Linked DNA regions of Mus musculus: region 1 is linked to region 2. Evidence: chromatin loops called from intact Hi-C (ENCODE). Cell type or tissue: gastrocnemius. All regions are shown on one strand. Links, peaks and the distances in the headings refer to the core of each region. The heading gives the core; the rest is flanking DNA.

The links. A loop is a pair of places that touch in the nucleus more often than their neighbours do. Peaks named below come from ENCODE experiments on the same cell type or tissue, not always from the same donor. Only the 100,000 strongest peaks of a DNase experiment are listed, where the experiment ranks them.
Region 1: it touches region 2 in a loop (4-fold over the local background); 11 of 42 quality-filtered maps call a loop at or near these places.

Annotation. Positions count from the first base shown.
Region 1 is chr7:89,888,258-89,896,801 of GRCm38, forward strand. Ccdc81 (coiled-coil domain containing 81) reads right to left here. Exons shown (of 15, transcript NM_001162979.1): 3 at 8,440-8,544; 4 at 4,855-5,111; 5 at 2,135-2,214. Among named protein-coding and RNA genes, the nearest start is that of Ccdc81, 11 kb to the right of the region's middle. In gastrocnemius, for the core only: a CTCF peak has its summit at 3,812 (motif pointing left); a DNase peak (open chromatin) is centred at 3,807.
Region 2 is chr7:89,472,963-89,481,506 of GRCm38, forward strand. No RefSeq gene overlaps it. Among named protein-coding and RNA genes, the nearest start is that of Prss23, 40 kb to the right of the region's middle. In gastrocnemius, for the core only: CTCF peaks have their summits at 712 (motif pointing left) and 4,833 (motif pointing right); DNase peaks (open chromatin) are centred at 685, 4,513 and 4,833.

The DNA of each region.
Region 1 (8,544 bases), core at 420-8,419, 420 kb after region 2:
GTTGGGAAGTGGTGTCCAGTTGGTGTATACAGTTGAGGGTTTCTTTGGTCTCAGGGGTGAGTTCAGGGCACTCCCACTGGAGTGAGACTGTGTGCCTTTAAATAAATTCAAGGGTCAAACTTCACAAAAATAAACTCTACCATTTGTTTTGAGTATTTGACTCTTCACACCCGTTTCAATATGCTCATATGGAGTTCTTTCACCACCCCTTAGAATGAAAGCTTCAATCAAAAGACTACCAAAGAAGGTTCACATAAGGTGGCTTAATAGGTAAAAGCCCCCAAACCTGCTGAACCTGCACAAGCTCAGTCCCTGGAGCTCACATGGGGGTGAAAAGAACCAACTCCTGTAAGTTGTCCTCTGGCCTGCATGCATTGCACAGTGGCATGCCCGTGTCCACACATGTATAAATAAACAGACTAATTAACCAATGAAAGACAGAGGACAGATAAATATATCTTCCCAAACAATGAAATCAAAATGATTTTGAATCCATTGCGGTGTTTTTGGTTTTGGTTTTGGTTTTGGTTTTGGTTTGGTTTGGTTTGGTTTTGGTTTTTGAGACAGGGTTTCTCTGTGTAGCCCTGGCTGTCCTGGAACTCACTCTGTAGACCAGGCTGGCCTCGAACTCAGAAATCCGTCTGCCTCTGCCTCCCCAAGTGCTGGGATTAAAGGTATGCACCACCACGCCCTGCTCATTGGTTTAATTTTAAGGAGCAAAGTAACCATTTCTTTCTAGCCTGGACATTCACCAGCTCTGTGGGCATTTCAGCTACTAGATACAAAGGTTGACTATCGGATCTCTGAGTTCACTCTGATTCTTCTGAGTACGTGTCAACCAGCTTTTCTGCGGGGGGGGGGGGGGGGGGGTCGGGGGGGGGGGTTCCAAACCTAAGCACAATAGGAGATCAGATACATAAAATATTTGAGAAAAACATTACTCTATGAAGGTGGCTGTTACTACCCAAGTTTCCTTCACCTGACCTGAATGCCAGTCAATGGCATGGCAATCGAGATTAGGAGCACAGGGCTGGAGAGGTGACTTGGTGGCTAAGATCTCAAACTGCTCTTCCAGAGGACCCAAGCTCAATTCCCAGCACCCACGTCAGGCAGCTCCCAACCATATGTAACTCCAACCCTTGGAGAACCTGACACACACCTCTGGCCTCCAAGCGCATCCACACTCATGTGCATTAAACACATGCAATTAAAAATAACGAAAATAAATATTTTTAAGAGGTTAAGAAAGTCAGAGCACACTGGGCAGCAGTGGTGCATGCCGTTAACCCCAGTACTCTGGAGGCAGAGGTGGTTGGATATCTCTGAGTTCCAGGCCTGCCAGGTCTACAAAGTGAGTTCTAGGCCAGTTAGGGCTACACAATAAAACCCTACCTCAAAACAAATAAATGAATAAATAATGTCAGAACACACAGTGACAGTGTGTGGGTAAGAGCCAAACAGGAAACAAAGCGTAAGCCTCCAGGGCTCTTCTTTCTGTCTTCTTACTAACACTATTTTATTTCGTTTGCTTAAAATAAAAAAAAAAAAAACTAATTTATAGCTCTATAAAATGGGGGAAATTGCAAAATGTACATTATACAATTATAATGAAGAGTGACTGTAATACTACTGAGAAAGTTCCTAACTGTTTAACATCTGCTCCAAAGAGCAGCTACTAATGCTATTGTTACGATTATCACTGCTATCAGCAGCCCCCAAGAATATCCACCATCCTCTTGAGGATACAGTGTGCTTGGTCATAATAGTCAGTGCTTAGACAGGACGTTTGCTGGGAGCTGAAAGAAAAAAGGCATCAGTGGAGGAAGTGGAAGAAAATAGAGGAAACCTACCAAGTGATAGTTTTACTAATATTGCAAGAACTAAGATGAACGACAAGTAGGGTCAGAATCTTTTGGGTTCATCTTTCTAAAACTTAACCATAGAAAATATATGCAATAAACTCCTGGTTGGTGCTTATACAGAGATGGTAAAGGGAGAGATGGAAGGGAGTGAGAGAAGCAGAGATGGAGGCAGCAAAGGGGAGAGAAGAGCAGAAATTAGTTTGGGAAACAAATACAGCCCAATAAGCAAGGAGAACTGGTGCCAGGATTAACCCGTAGAGCAACACACTCACCTTGGAAAGGCCATCGCACTGTTGGGACGCTTTCTGTAGGACTCTCTGCTAGACAGCACCGAGTCCATGGTGCCAGGCCTCTGGGGGCAGAGACAGAGGTTATGCCTCAGCTGTGACCCTGGACACACCAAAACACTGCAGGATGCCTCCAAGACAATGCTACCAGTGGGGTGGTATTTATTCAGTGTTCAGTGTACAGCAGGAGTGACCTCCCTCATCAAAGTTCACCTGGGAAGCTGAAAATCAGTTCTACAAATGCTGCCTTCTCCCAAGGCATCTACACTTTCTGAAAATTTCCCTAAGAGTTGACCCTTCTTTTAGACCACTTTGGAAAGTGAGCAAATGTCTAGAAACTATCAGAAGAGTACAGCTCTGATTCCACTGTTGGCCCACAGGACCCTAAATATAGGCAGTTAATAAATGGCTGCTTGCTGCTTTGTCTCCTCAGGCTCTACGTTCAGAGCGGCCTTGCAGGATTTTAATGAGGTACTCCGTGGACCTGTGTTCGAGAGCACACAACCAAAAGTTATTGTAGTCATCACTTTATATAATAACCACATTATTACCGTGGATCAATGTGTACAATTATTTCTGAATGTGTGCTATAGCCTACAAAGGACTTTAAAGAAAATTCAAAAAGAGGTGATTTTTTTTAATCACCTAAATATGCACATAAAGTTTCCCATTCCCAGAGGACTATTTTATGGGTCCATACTGAGGTTTGAATTATAGGACATCTGGTGGTGAAACTACCACTCCGCGGCATGTTTCCCGGTGTTTGCGGAGTACAGGAGATGTTAAGTTCTGATTAAGCCAGAGCTCCGGGGAGAGACTCATCCACACTGTCAAGCAGCAGCCTGACTTCTCAGCTCCGGAACACTGTGTGCATGGTGCCTCTTGAACCTGACGGGAGGGATACAGCGGAACACCTTCATTGACCAAACTCTTTGTCATACAATATAGTCTTAAGGCTGGTTCTTTTACAGAGTTTAAATGTTACACTTCGGAGTTCAGTGTGCCAAATAAAACATCAGTTCCTTTTTAAATAGTGTTTAAAATTCAGCAGAGTCCTCTAGAGTTAGAAAGAAGCCAGTCAGGTGCTTGGGCCCTTCTTGTAAATTCAGAGTCTGCCTTGTGTTCTTACAGCTTCCTTTTTCCACACACTGGGTCAGCATCCGTCTTAGAAATCCTGCATAAAATAACATTGTGTGGAAAACTCCCAGGAGCCTCCTTATACAGGGCCCCACCTCTCCAACCGCCACTGCGCAGGACCATGAGGGGAGAAATGGACCGCTGGGCCAGCCTAAATCAAGCTTCCACTCTATGGGATTTTTGTGATGATTCAATTAATTCTTGTCATTTTTATTAGTGCCTAGAGGTGTACAAAAGGCACGTTGATCACTGGATAAGTGTTCCTGATTATTTCTTTGCCTCTTTAAATTCTGTGCTTCTAACTTAGCACGGACATCATGCCAGCTCCTTAATGGTTAACAGTGATGGTGACACCCGTGAAATTTATTTTATGGCACTGTAAACTAAAAGCTAAACATTGTGCATCTAAGGAGATGGCTCAGCAGGTAAGAGCACCAGCTATTCTTCCAGAGGACCTTGGTTGGATTCCCCACTACAGGCGCTCACAACGCTCTCAATTCCATTCTCAGGGGATCTGGCGCCCTCTTCTGGACTCTATGGCAATTAAACACACATGCACAAAGCACATAATAATAATAATAATAATAATAATAATAATAATAATAATAATAATAATAATACAGTGAAAAAACCTTCAAAGTATGTTTGCATGCCTTAAATTATATTTTGTGGTAAACTTTCTTAAGATGAAATAGTACAAGCTGCAAAACCTGAGTGCTGAGAGACCCTAGGCTTGAATTCCTGTGCTAGCTTTATCGGACTCGCTTAGGCTTCACAGTGGACCTCTCTGCACCTCCACATTCTGCATGAAAAATAGGGTGACAATCGACGCTGCTTTTGTAGTATGTTCAGATTAAATTAATGATTCATGCAGGAGAGCTTTGTCAGAAATGAGGCAATATAAAATGTCCGGATCTATGAGTTTCTATTTCTTTTACCATTCTTTGGCTAGCACTGATTCAAAATTTGGGTGTCAAGGAACTGACCATTTATAGCATGCATTTCCACACACGAAAACTGTCACTTAAAATACATCAACACAAGCTTTCCCTTTTTTTTTTTTTTTTTAATGGTATTTTGGGAGGCAGAGAGCGTGGTTTGAGACAGGGTGTTCTGGCTGTCCTGGAACTCAGTATGTAGACCAGGCTGGCCTCGAACTCAGAGATCTGCCTGCCTCACAAGTGCTAGGTTTAAAGGCGTGAGATGCCATACCTGTTCCAGACTTTTTTTCTTTTTGTTTTTTACTGTTACTACCAAATAGACTTTCTTAATGGCAGCATGTTCAGTCAGAACCACTCAATTATACAATTTATTATACAATCTCAATTGGTTCTGTTGATATGAAAGTGGGGAGCACCACCCCCGAGTTTTGGTTCCCAGACTCCCCAAGAGTGCAGACTCTGAGTGTGGTCCTATTAACTGTTTCAAGTTCCTGCCTGCCACCTTACATGCCTGCTATGCTGAATTGTAACCTGGAACTGTGAGCTAATCTAAACCCTTTTTGTCAGGCTGCCTTGCCACAGCAATAGACATGAAACCAGGAGAGTTAGAAAAAGAAAACAATTTACATTCGCAAGGGCTTTAGTCAAGATGCCACTTCCATCCATCGAACAGAGGAAGTCCTTATAAAATCTCATCTTCACTTTGCTGTCTCTGATCGAAAGGACCCCAATTCCTTTGAATGTGAACTCCACTTTTTGTTTGACGGAAATGGATCTCGATAAAAAAAGTAGTGTCTCCTTAACACACCCTTCTATTGTATCCCTGTTAAATGGACCCTCCAGGGATATCATGACAAAATTAAGTGGAACAACTGGAATATCACCTAGAGAAGAAAAAGAGTGGGAGAAAGGTGATTTTACTAAGATACATAGTAAAGATTACAATAAAGACACTTTTAAATAATTACCTGATCGATATTAAAAGAACAGAATTATCCAAATTTTCCCCTTATACTTGTAATATTGTTGCAGAAAATGAATATAATGGTCATTGATACATGCGCAATTTCACCTAAAAGTATAATATATTTTGCTCATAATAAAAATAATTATCTAAATCATCTAACAAGGATTTTGTTTTCTCTAGGGAACAGAGCAGTGCTGAACTGCCTTTATTCTAGTCTCAGTTTTCTGAGGTTTTCAGCTCCCTAGTCTTTCAGAACACTCTGCAGCAGTGTAAATTTTTGAAATTGTAAATATTTGAAAAGATAGCCATCCTCACTGGAAGTTATCTTTCATGAAACTAAGTCTTACACAAAGGTATCAAAGGAGCCGAAATGCAGGAAGCTCTCCTTTCCAAGGAGCTCATAAGTGACAAGATTGCATCGTCCGTGAAAGGAAGTGAGGACCTGTTTGACTAGAACTGGTGTAGGAGCTGTACAAGGTCAGAGAAAAGTCAACAGCAAAGAGGCTGGAGAAGACCGTGACAGATAAGGGCCACTGGCAGAGGTGCAAGGAGCATGCTCCAAGAAGTCTCCTAACACGAATTACTCTTTCAAGTGCTCGCTTACTGCTGAATGCTAAGAATTAGCAGCAGTCCTATCAAATGTGGCCTTCACTACATCAGCCCAGTCTCCTTCCCAGTGAGCAATGGTCCTCTAACATCTCTCTCTGCTTCTCTTTAATGTACATCTCTTAAAACAGAAGGTCTGCTTGCTGCTTTCCCGTAGCCCATTGCATCTCTGCATAGAGTCTTCCAGCCCACTTATGTCAGGAAAGACCCTTTCTCTCATGGTGGATGAGCCAGTGGGACACTTGCCAATCTTTCCTTTTCCGACCTATCAGGGACCTGCTGATCATGACCGCTTCTCTCTTATACCTGTGCCATGGTTCTCCAACTTCCTCCTTAGTCTACTTGCTGGTTTCCCTCTTCCTTTACTCCTTAGACTGAGGGGCTTGGGCTAAAGTTTTGATGTTCGTGTATTTATTGATTTGGGAGGGCTGATTTTTCCACAGGATTCCATCCTTGTCTGCTTCTTTATTTCCTCTGCTAGGTAAACTCACTCCAAGAGCTGTGTTCTCTGGGGCTCTTCTAAGGCCTGGGATCACCTCTGCCTAAACAATCCCTACGAGAATGGCAGGATGCCAACAAGTTTCAAAACGAGCTTGTTATATTACCATCAAGATGATCACTCACTGTTCTCCAAGCAAGAAGTCTGAGTGACTACATAGCTTTCCCCATTCTCACCTAGTCCCATCAGCTCCCACCTGAACTCTTTCCTATTCCTTCCATGCTGACTCTGCCTCTGCCTCTGCCTCTGTCTTATTTCATCAACTTGCAGTAACACAAAAGGCTCTACCAAAGCTAAAACTGGATTGGTACCAAAATGTACTGCCCAAGCCTGTCAGCAGTTCCCATGGGATGAATCCTAACACCCTTATCACACGAGTGAGCTTTACCTATTATTGTTGTCATAATTATGCCCCCCCCCCCAGTTTGCTATAGTAAACAGCCATGCCCAGACTGTTCCCAATGGAGTTCACTCTGTTTGGAAGTCTTGGTGTGTCCTTACAATTCCTGAGATATTGTCCCACAGTTTCTCTATTTGACAAAGCCTCCCTGAATGGAGACAGGCATGTTTCCCTATGCATCATATCTGATCGAGTTCCTGGACCAAGGCTGCTGTTTTGCACCCCGTCATCCTAAGAGTTTCAGAGTAAGAGCCACATCTTACTGATTACTGAAAACTGCTCTACAGTGTTTGATAATCTAGCTAGTTAGTAGTGAGTCATTTGAACTCCAAATCTAAGATGTAGACAGTGATAATTCTATACCCTATAAAAAATTAGTTGTAGATCTAAACTACTTTTTAAGATTATGATACAAGATCCAAAGTGAAGAATAAACTCAATTCTAAAGCAAATGTATTCTTTAAAAGAAATCCACTTTATCTCTATTTCCTTTCATAGTGTTTTTGATAAGACATAAAATTTTAGGTGAATGGCTGGCTGACTTTTCTTCAAACCCACCATACTGAATATATGCAGAGTAAATTTTCAGCACAGTTTGTTGGCATTTGTTTTTCCAGCGTATCTTTTGTTTGCTTGTTTGGTAGCTTTGGTTTTTTGAGACAGAGCTTTACTCTATTTGTCCAGCTCAGAGTGGCCTCGGATTTGTGGCAATCCTCCTGCCTCAGGCTGACAAGAGCTGGGATTACAGGATGAACCACTGTACCTGAACACCTGACTTACTTTATCCTTTTTAGAAGAAATGGATTTTCTGGAAAGTTAACTTAGAGGAAAGGTATAGTTTTTCTCTTGCTGCTGCCTAGGATAGACCATTTCTCTTTAGCCATACCTGAATGGGGTGCAACTGAAAACTGAGGAACATAAGGAGGAGCACAGACCTTGGGAGCTGAGCCCTCCACAGTGGACAACCAGTGCAGCAGGATTGGTGAAAGCTATGCATTGAGATGGGATGTAAGTCTATAAATACAGCAAGGTTCAGTTTGGTTTATTTACCACTGTAGCATGAGAGCCCTCAATAAAAATGTGTGGAAGAAAAAGGAAATTGAAGGAAAGGAAGAAAGGAAATATGGAAGGACTGTTTTAGGGTATAAAAAACCTATCCGTTAATATGGATTACGTGCAGCTTTATTAAATTCTAACTTTTAATAATTTAACTATATACATGAGAGAGACATTTTTTCCTCACAGCTAGCTAAACAAGGTTTTTTTCCTCTCATTACCCAAAGAACCTAAATTAGATTTCTCTTCTTTTTACCCACTTTTAATTTCTTAGAATCTGAAACATGAGTATAAGCTGGTAGAACCCTGTTGCATAGCTTTTAAATGAACTTTCTCTTCCCATGCCTCTTATTAGTATCTAAAAATGGACTCCCCCAGCTGGTAGGATGACTCATAGGATAAGAACATGTGCCACCAAGCCCTGAGGACCTGAATTCAAACCCTAGGACCTACATGGCAAGAAAGCTATGATTCCCATAGGTTATTGTCTGACCCCTACATGCATCCTGTGGCACAATACACATACACACACATACATACACATACATACACACACACACACACAGTGAAGCACAAGTCTCTCAAACCGGAAACTAATACAGCACCTACCAATTTTTACCCTTTCCATTTGTCTCAGCAAGCCAATAAGTTTCTGGGAAAATCTCAACTGTTAAAATGATTTACCAGGAGAAAATACTTTGTTTTGTTTGAGTCCGTGGGTCTGCACTAACTTCTCTGCCATGATAAACACCGGCCTCTGCACTAGAACAAACTTCTTGTTTCCCACCT
Region 2 (8,544 bases), core at 184-8,183:
TATGCCTTGAAATGAAGATAACTTTGATGCGTGTTAACAACACTCATAGCCAAGCCCAACAAGCTTCATTTGATCTAGTAACTAATCTCTCTAACCAAAACAAAAGCCCACACTTTTCAAAGGAAAAAAAAATCATATGTCTGGCATATTATAAAAATTATTCAACCTGGAAAAACCCAGTCAGGAAGCAAATTTGTCGATAGAAATCATCTCAAGAAAGATATATCAGCTGGAGTAAAGGCAAGGAGTTAAAAATGAATATAAATATCTTTACCAGTTTAAAGGGGGGAAAATGGACATTCCAATTGAAGAGATGGGGAGTTAAGCATAAGAACTAGAAAGATAAAAAGCAAGTGGACTTGCAAATGTCTGAAAGGAACATTCTACTGAATAGACATAAGAGGAGATTGACTGCTGGAGAAGAGAGGAGGAAGGACTCCAAGGTAAGATAAAGGAAACTATCAAACAGATGAATAGGGAACCATCAACACGTGAAACATCAGCTCTCATCCATTACTCACAACTGAAGAGTGGCTACATTATAAACAGCCCTCCAAGAAGCAAGGTAGGTAGTGCCAATTCTGGTGGATGATTGGGGAAAGGCCCTTTAGTTGTGGTATCTTTTAATTCCTCTTGTTTAAAAGTGCAGCTGCTGAGTTGGAGGGGTTGGGATGCTGACTCTGTCCAAGGCCACCCTCTGCTGGTCAGAAAGAGATGTTGAACCCTTCCATCAACCCTGAAAACAGTAAGAAAATAATTATTTGAGTCTTGTACTTTATGTATTTTTAATCCCACGATAACTTGCTGGCAGTGAATCGAAAAGAGGAAAAGAGGAAGGGAAAGATGGACAAAGACAGATAGAAATAGAGATCGCCTACTTAGAAGGGGGAACAAAATAATCACTGGAGGTAGAGGAAGGGAGGGACTTGGGAAGGAGAGAAGGGGGAGGGAAATGGGGGCAGAATCAGGTGTGGGAAGAGAGGGGGGTACATTTACAGAGGGTCAGGAAATTGAAAAGAGGTGTGTAGCAGTGGGGAATGGGGAACTGAGGATAGCCATCAGAAAGTTCCAGATTCCAGAAAAGCAACAGGCTCCCAGAACCCAGCAGGAATGGCATTAGCTGGGAGAGAGAACCTGTAGAGAACATATCCAGAGGTTAGGCATGGTCCCTGGATGAGGAAAGGGGCCACCCACCCATCTAAAAAATATTAATCCAGAATTGCTCCTGTCTAAAAATACAGGGACAAAGAATGGAGCAGAGACCGAAGGAAAAGCCATCCAGAGACTGTCCCACATGGGATCATATGCAGACACCAAACCCAGACACTATTGGTGATGCCAAGAAGTGCTCGATGACAGGAGCCTGATATAGCTGTGTCCTGAGAGGCACTGCCAGAGCCTGACCAATACAGTTGCAGATGCTTGCAGCCAACCTTTGGACTAAACAGGGGGACCCCAGTGGAGGAGTTAGGGGAAGGACCAAAGAAGCTGAAGGGGTTTGCAACCCCATAGGAAGAACAATATCAACCAACCAGACTGACTCCCCAGAGCTCCCAGGGACTAAACCACCAACCAAAGGGTAGGTGAGGAGGGACCCACGGCTCTAGCTGCATGTGTACCAAAGGATTGCCTTATCTAGCATCAGTGGGAGGGTAGCCCCTGGGTCCTGTGAAGGCTAGATGCCCCAGTGTAGGGGAATACTAGGACAGTGAGGCAGGAGTGCGTGGGTGGGGCATCCTCATTGAAGCAGGGGTGATGGGGGATGAGATAGAAGGTTTGGGGAGAGGAAACCAGGAAAGGAGATAATATTTGAAATGTAAATAAATAAAATAACCAATTAAAAAACAAGAACTAGAGAATAGTAGATGTCTACTAGCAGGCTGGACTCATTTTTCCTTCATCCAGTGTTAGAGGAAAAAGGGCTTGTCCAGAGTCAAAGGTCTTGGGTCTGTTCTAGACCTGAGACCTGCTGTGCTTAATGAAGCTAATCGACCTTAAACTAATCAGATTTAAGCTCAGAGAACCTAAATTCCATATATATCATACAGCAGGACTGACTTCTCCCGTCCCTTTCAAAGGTAGAAGACAATCTGCATCGCAGCATTGCTGTGTTTCTCACTATGCATTGACCTGCAGGAGCTGGAGCCCAGGAATCTCCCAGTATTTGCTTTTTACTTCCCAGATTGACCATTGATGCAAACACTGACTTTCCCACCAGATCTCAATCAGCTTAAGGGGAGGAGCCATCTTCATCTTCTCTCAGAGCTTGGTTTGGTATTTGGATCTGAATTAATGACTAGGTAATGATTGTGGAGGTGCCTAGGTTTTGTTCCTTCAGTTTTGTTTTGCTCTAGGTAAATTTGAGAGCGATTTAAAATCTTATCCAAAGCATCAGACATGAGAAGTGATAGAACAAGGCTCTATTCCAAATATCCCTGCTTCTAAAACCAGACCAGTGCAGTCACCATGATGCACAGCACCCTCGTGCACCCCAGAGGGACAGGAAGGGCAGCCTTTGCCTCTTGTTTAAGGAAGATCCCACACTGTAGGGAGTTGCCAGTTGGTCTTCTGCTCTGCTTAGATCTTGGGGAATATGAAGCCATTGTCCTTTGTGCTCACGGATGTCCTGGGTGTCTCTTGGTAGCTTCCCTCATCCTACCCACAGCTTCCTTCAGTCTCAAGTGTCTCTGTTATCCTCTATCTGCTGTCATCCTCTCTGTCATCTTTGTCTACCCTCCCTCTACCCCAGTTTTGGTCGTAGGGTCGTTTTCATTCATCACATATCCTAGAGCTTTAGGGTGTCCTGAGATAAAGTGGGTGCTGACTTAGCATAGCTCCCAGTCTTGTTGGAAGGGCTTCTGCTTCTTTGCCTGAAATTGCACTGCAGAAGCCAGTCCTGTGCTTTCTTAGCTTGCTGTTCATTCCTCATAAGAAGCATGGCTGTACCCCTGAAAGGGAAAGATTGAGGCTTGCTGATACCCACCATTCTGTACAAACACACTCTACAGAGATGGTGATGATGAGCAAGCACAGCATGTACAATGCTGTGTTCCAATTTAGGAAACAAGTAAACTTCAGATCTGTGGGAGTCAGGTGTGGGATATTGTAGGAACATGGAGGAAGAATAGGGTTTTTCCCCCCTTGTTTGCTATACTGAGATTCTAACGCAGGGTAGAGAAGTGCTCTACCACTGAAGTGTAAATCCATGCTGCCCTCATAATATTTGTGAAACATTCTGGGAAAGACCTTGTCTAAGTCTGAAAGAATGAGATAGTTTACCACCAAGATATTGTGGAGAAGGAATTTCTTATGATAAGAACGAGGTAAACAAAGGCACAGAAACTTGTGCTTGCACACGAAGATGCTCTGCTGTGCTACAAGCATAAATTAGATAGCCCACCTGTTCTCTGCCACACATTGCTGTACAGAGTCTCTTTTTTCTGAACAATCAGAATCCAGTGTAACACCTAGCACATGAGCTAATTCTGAGTGGATAGTGGGGGAAGCGCTAACTTCAAGAAGTCTCCGTGGGAGGGAATGCCAGCTACAACCTTCTTTGCAAAATGATAGATCAAAGGGTAGTGAGCTATTGAGTCAAACTTGGTGGGAAAAAACTCATTAATAATGACAAGAATTTAAGAATTTTAATTTAATTGCAAGATGACATTGTTTAAATATGTCTTCCCTGCATACACTGACCCTACTCTTGAACCTCAGTTCTTTTCCCTCTTTCTTTTTATTTGTATAGTGTTTACATGTTCATATGTTATGGTGCACATATGTGAACATTTATGTAGCGACCTAAGTTGATGTTAGAAGTCTTCCTCACTTCCTCTTCTACCCTATTCTTTGGAACAGGGTCTGTCACTTGAAGCTAAAGCTCATTGATCCAGCCGGTCTGTCCACAGCTCCTTACTCTGTACTCAGCACTGTGAATATGTCATTTGCATCTCCTGGCCATGTGCTTCTCTAAGGTGGCAGGATTACTCTGTGTGGTTGTACTGCACCATCAAGTTGGACGTTAGAAGAGAATGTGCCACTTTGAGATGCTAGTTAAAACCCTGTTTTCGTAGATGCAAGAGAAATAGTTGAAAAATTCTAGGCTGGGTCTCAGTGTTCTCAAAACATCTCTATTATATTTAAAGCCAGGAAAGCAAGCCTCTCTCTCTCCTGCTCCAGAGACAGCGAGTCTGACTCCCAGACACAGCCATCTGTAAGAAGTGATGGATGACTGGTTTCCCAGGTGTGATTATTTAATCCCGTAAGACTTCCGTAAGAAACATTTGGCAACTTCAATTCAAAGGGCCATGTGTAAGCTGATGTTCTGTGTATGGAAAATCAATTTTCAGCAAGTTATCCTCTTATCCTGGCTTTGCCATTTCCACTGATTGTGCAAACACCTTGGCAGCATTAGGTAAGTAAGAGGAGGGTCCTAACCTGGAGGCACCAGTCATTGAGAAATCAGTGGGACCAGAGCCAGGAACTGGCTGAGTAGAGACAGCCAACAAGGGATGAGCACAGGCCTGATAACTGCTGACCTGAGAGAGTCTGAGCTTGTGCTGAGCTTGGTCAACAGCCTCTCTACCACCTGACCTGCTGTCTTAGAGAGAAGGCTCATCTGACATCCACCAAGGTCCAGCAGGGAGCCATTCTGCCTAAGAGCCTTTTGGCATAGCATGGCCTTCATTAAGTTCATAAAACTTGCTAAAACAACATGAGCATGACAGTGATGATATATTAGGTATTTACTAGGCACTTTGCATGGACTGCCTCTGATTGTACTTGGATGCACTGTCTCACAGAACAAAGATAGCCATACTATACTCTTGCCACAAGAGGGCACTCAAACTCAGAGAAACTAAGTAGCTAAGTATCACCTCCAAGACAGTGGTAAATGCCGGAGCTGGAAACTGAATCTCAAGTCTTCCTGGCTGCAAAGCCTATATACCTAAGCTTTTACAGAACACAGTGCTAGGTGCTAGGTGCTAGGTGCTAGGTGCTAGGTGCTAGGTGCTAGGTGCTAGGTGCTAGGTGCTAGGGACAGCTTCCCACAAAGCTTCTCCTTTTTATGGTAGGCAGACTAATACTGCTGCCTCTTTTGCTGCTACCAAAGATGGTTGGCTCCTTACCCTTCTGCTCCTTAGACTAGGTCAGACCCCCAGTTGACCAGATCAATTTTGGAACATCTGATCTCCAGCACCAGAAGATGGTAAATTTGTGTTGTATGGAGCACTAAATTTATGATCATTTGTTATAATAGCTATAGGAAATTCATCTAGCTTGAAAAATAGGGCTGATAGATATTCAGGGGTACATTCAGGTTGCCATGGGAAGATGGTACCACAGAGCTAATATTGTTCAAGGCAGAGACTGGTGTTATTGGGCCAAACTGGTGACACGATTGGCCATCGTTTTCAGATGTAGCTGCATGATGCCCCCTTTATTTACTCACTTTACATCCCGATCAAAGTCCCCTCCCGGCTCTCCTCCCAGTCTCACAGGGAAGATGCTTGAATCTCACTCAGAAATGGCATCAAATAGATACTGGAGGTGAATGGAGGGAGGGAACTGGGTGGGAAAGGGGGTGGGGAAGGGAATAGGGTGGTGAGGTGACTGGTGTAGGGAGAGTGGGGGTGGGGAGAGCAGGGTTGCTGGGGCAGGAAGAGAACAGATTGTACCCAATTCTGCCTTCAGTTCCTTGCTCTCAGCACCTTCCAATGCATACTTGCTCCTCCCCTCCCCCCTCAGGCAGTGAGTCTACAGCAGCTGTCAAAAATCTCAGCCAGTACTGGCTCCACTACTTCACATCTTTATCCAGTGGCCTAGTCCCATCTGAGGCCACATCAGCTATCATTGACTGGAAAAAAATGATGTTATATGAATCGCCGTCATAGGGTGTGTGTTATGTGTGAAGGCTACAGTCCCACAGTCAGGGCCAGATTCCTTATATCTCCGCTTCGGAGATCTGGTTTTTAAAATGAAGAAAAGAACACAAAGCTCATGGAACTGTCGGGAAGAAACGAGATGGAAAATGCAGAATACACATTCTAGTATGAGACTGTCAGTCCCCTTCATAAACAATGCTATTACTGTGTGACTCTGCAGTTTAAAATTTCATCATGGCCCTGGGCTCCAGGTGACCTCAGGCTTAATAGCCATGCAAATATTTGCAAGGAAGCCACCTTCTTTGTATAGGGCAGACCTTGTACAGGGCAGGATCAAGCAATTATAAGAACTTTGCTCTATAATTCAGACTTCAGTTTGGATTTTTGTTGTGCATAAAGTGCATGACTTTTTCTTCTTTCTGAGCTAATCCTTAGGATGTCAACATTTGAAAATGTCTCCGGAGGTTGTTAAAGAATTTGAAGTGTGGGAAGTCATTTTGTGTTAGAGAAAACAGGTCTAGTAGTCACTGGCCAGTGGAGACTAGAAAGATACTTGTTTTAGTATTACGGCATTTGCGATGTTTGTGGGTTTTAATTTTTGAAGGTTGGGGTTCTGTGGTAAGAAGTGTTCCCCACATAAGCATTCAGAGCTCCCCAGAGGTCCACTCTCTGAGGCAGTGTCTATGATGTACTGAGTTATCTAGGTGCCCTCAGCTTCCGGTTGTTTGCTGCAGGTAGCTGGTGAGGGAAGTCTTTGGAAAGCACTTAGGAGGACCGGTGCATCTTCTGTACCCTGCTGCATGCTATGGGGAGCGTGGGATGTTTAAGGTTGAGGTCTTTAAAGAGCTCTTGATATATCAATTTAAAAAAAGTTATGTGGCATCTGCAGAATTAAAGAGCAGCAAACGAAACCGTATTTTTAGCAGTATCTCCAGATATACCATAGGAACTGAAATTCACAGAACATTCTCAGTGTGCCTGGCGTTTCACCCTGCTATCATGGCCTTGACACTCATGCTTTGACACTCATGACTCTTTGTTCATTCGTTACAATGGATACCCAAGAAAGCCAGGATCTTGGACCAACTTGGCTGATTTTCCATTCTGCACTCATATCATGTACTTGACTCTAAGATTAAATAAAAGTTTTACTGGCCTGCAATCCAGTGTTGGTGGGTAATCCTCAAGAGACTCTGATTCCCTTGCCGTTTTTCAACATCTCATCTGGCTGAAGTTGCCACCTGGCTGATGGCCCCTTCCTTCATTCTCAAAGCACATCATGCCAGTCTCTGATTCAGTCATCACATTGCTTTCTCATTCTGACCTCCTGCTTTCCTCCCATAAGTGCCCAACCACCAAACCAGGCACACCCAGATAGCCCACAATAATCTTTTGCCTCCAAAGCCTTAATCATAACTACAGGTTTCTGGTATATAAGGTAATGTTCAGCAGGTTCTGGGAGAGAGGATGTGGACCTGCTCTGATGATGGCCATTATTTAGCCTACCACAGGAGTGCTGGGGATTAGAAAGGAGCGTGAGATGGAAGTGGACAGAACACATGCTGCACACCAGGAGCCCTGGACAGGGGTTTGGTGCACTTGCTGTATTTCAGGTCAGCCTTGTGGAGAAGGCAACAGAAAGACAACAGACAAGCAGGGTATGGTCACCTTTCTGGGTCCAGCAGGAAGCACATGTGGTTAGTTCCAGAGCATCATCCGCAACCACACTGTTCGTCTCCAAAGGCAAGAGGCAGACATTTATTAGTCTTAATTTTTCAGATGGATTTTTTCCAAGTGTACAGAAAATGTGTACTAGCAAGATAACTCTCATATACTCTTCAACCATATCCACCAATTTAAAAAAATCCCCTACACTATACATTTTTCTCTGTGTTTCTTGTTTTCCCTGACTCAGTGTCTTTATAGCGCATATACAAACACACTGATACTTTAAGAGAGGGTGGAAGGTGGAAGAGAAGGGAAGAGAAGAGGAGGGGAGGGGAGGGGAGGGGAGGGGAGGGGAAAGAGAAGAGAAGAGAAGAGAAGAGAAGAGAAGAGAAGAGAAGAGAAGAGAAGAGAAGAGAAGAGAAGAGAGGAGAGAATCTCTCTTGACACCTTCATTTTCAATTAAACCTCAAGGGAATTCTTTATGACCTCCCACGCTGTGTTTATATATTCCCTCTCGTACAGAGAAAACCCCAACCGTGTTAGGTGTTTGGACGGTTGCTTAGTCTCTCAATACAGACATAATTCTAGGTCTGAATCTTGCTAGGAAAACACAAATGCAGAAGAGCTCAATGTTTCCCCTAAATCTGGATGACACGGCCAAAGTTCTGTATCAAACATGATTTTGATTGGCTTTCCATTTTTCAGTATGAGAAAGGTTGTTTATTATTATTATTACATTATTTTAATTAATTAATTAATTTACGTTCCCAAAGTTGCCCCCCTTCCTTGTCCCTCCTCCCTGAGTTCTTCACCCCATATCCCCCACCTCTGAGAGGGTGCTCCCCCACCTGCCCACCCACTCCCACCTCACCCCCACCAGCATCCTTCTTTCCTGGGGCATCAAGTTTCCACAGGATTAAGCACACCCTCTCCCACTGAGGCCGTATGAACTTTAATACAGCTTGCTGGAATTCTGTCTTAGTATTTTTCT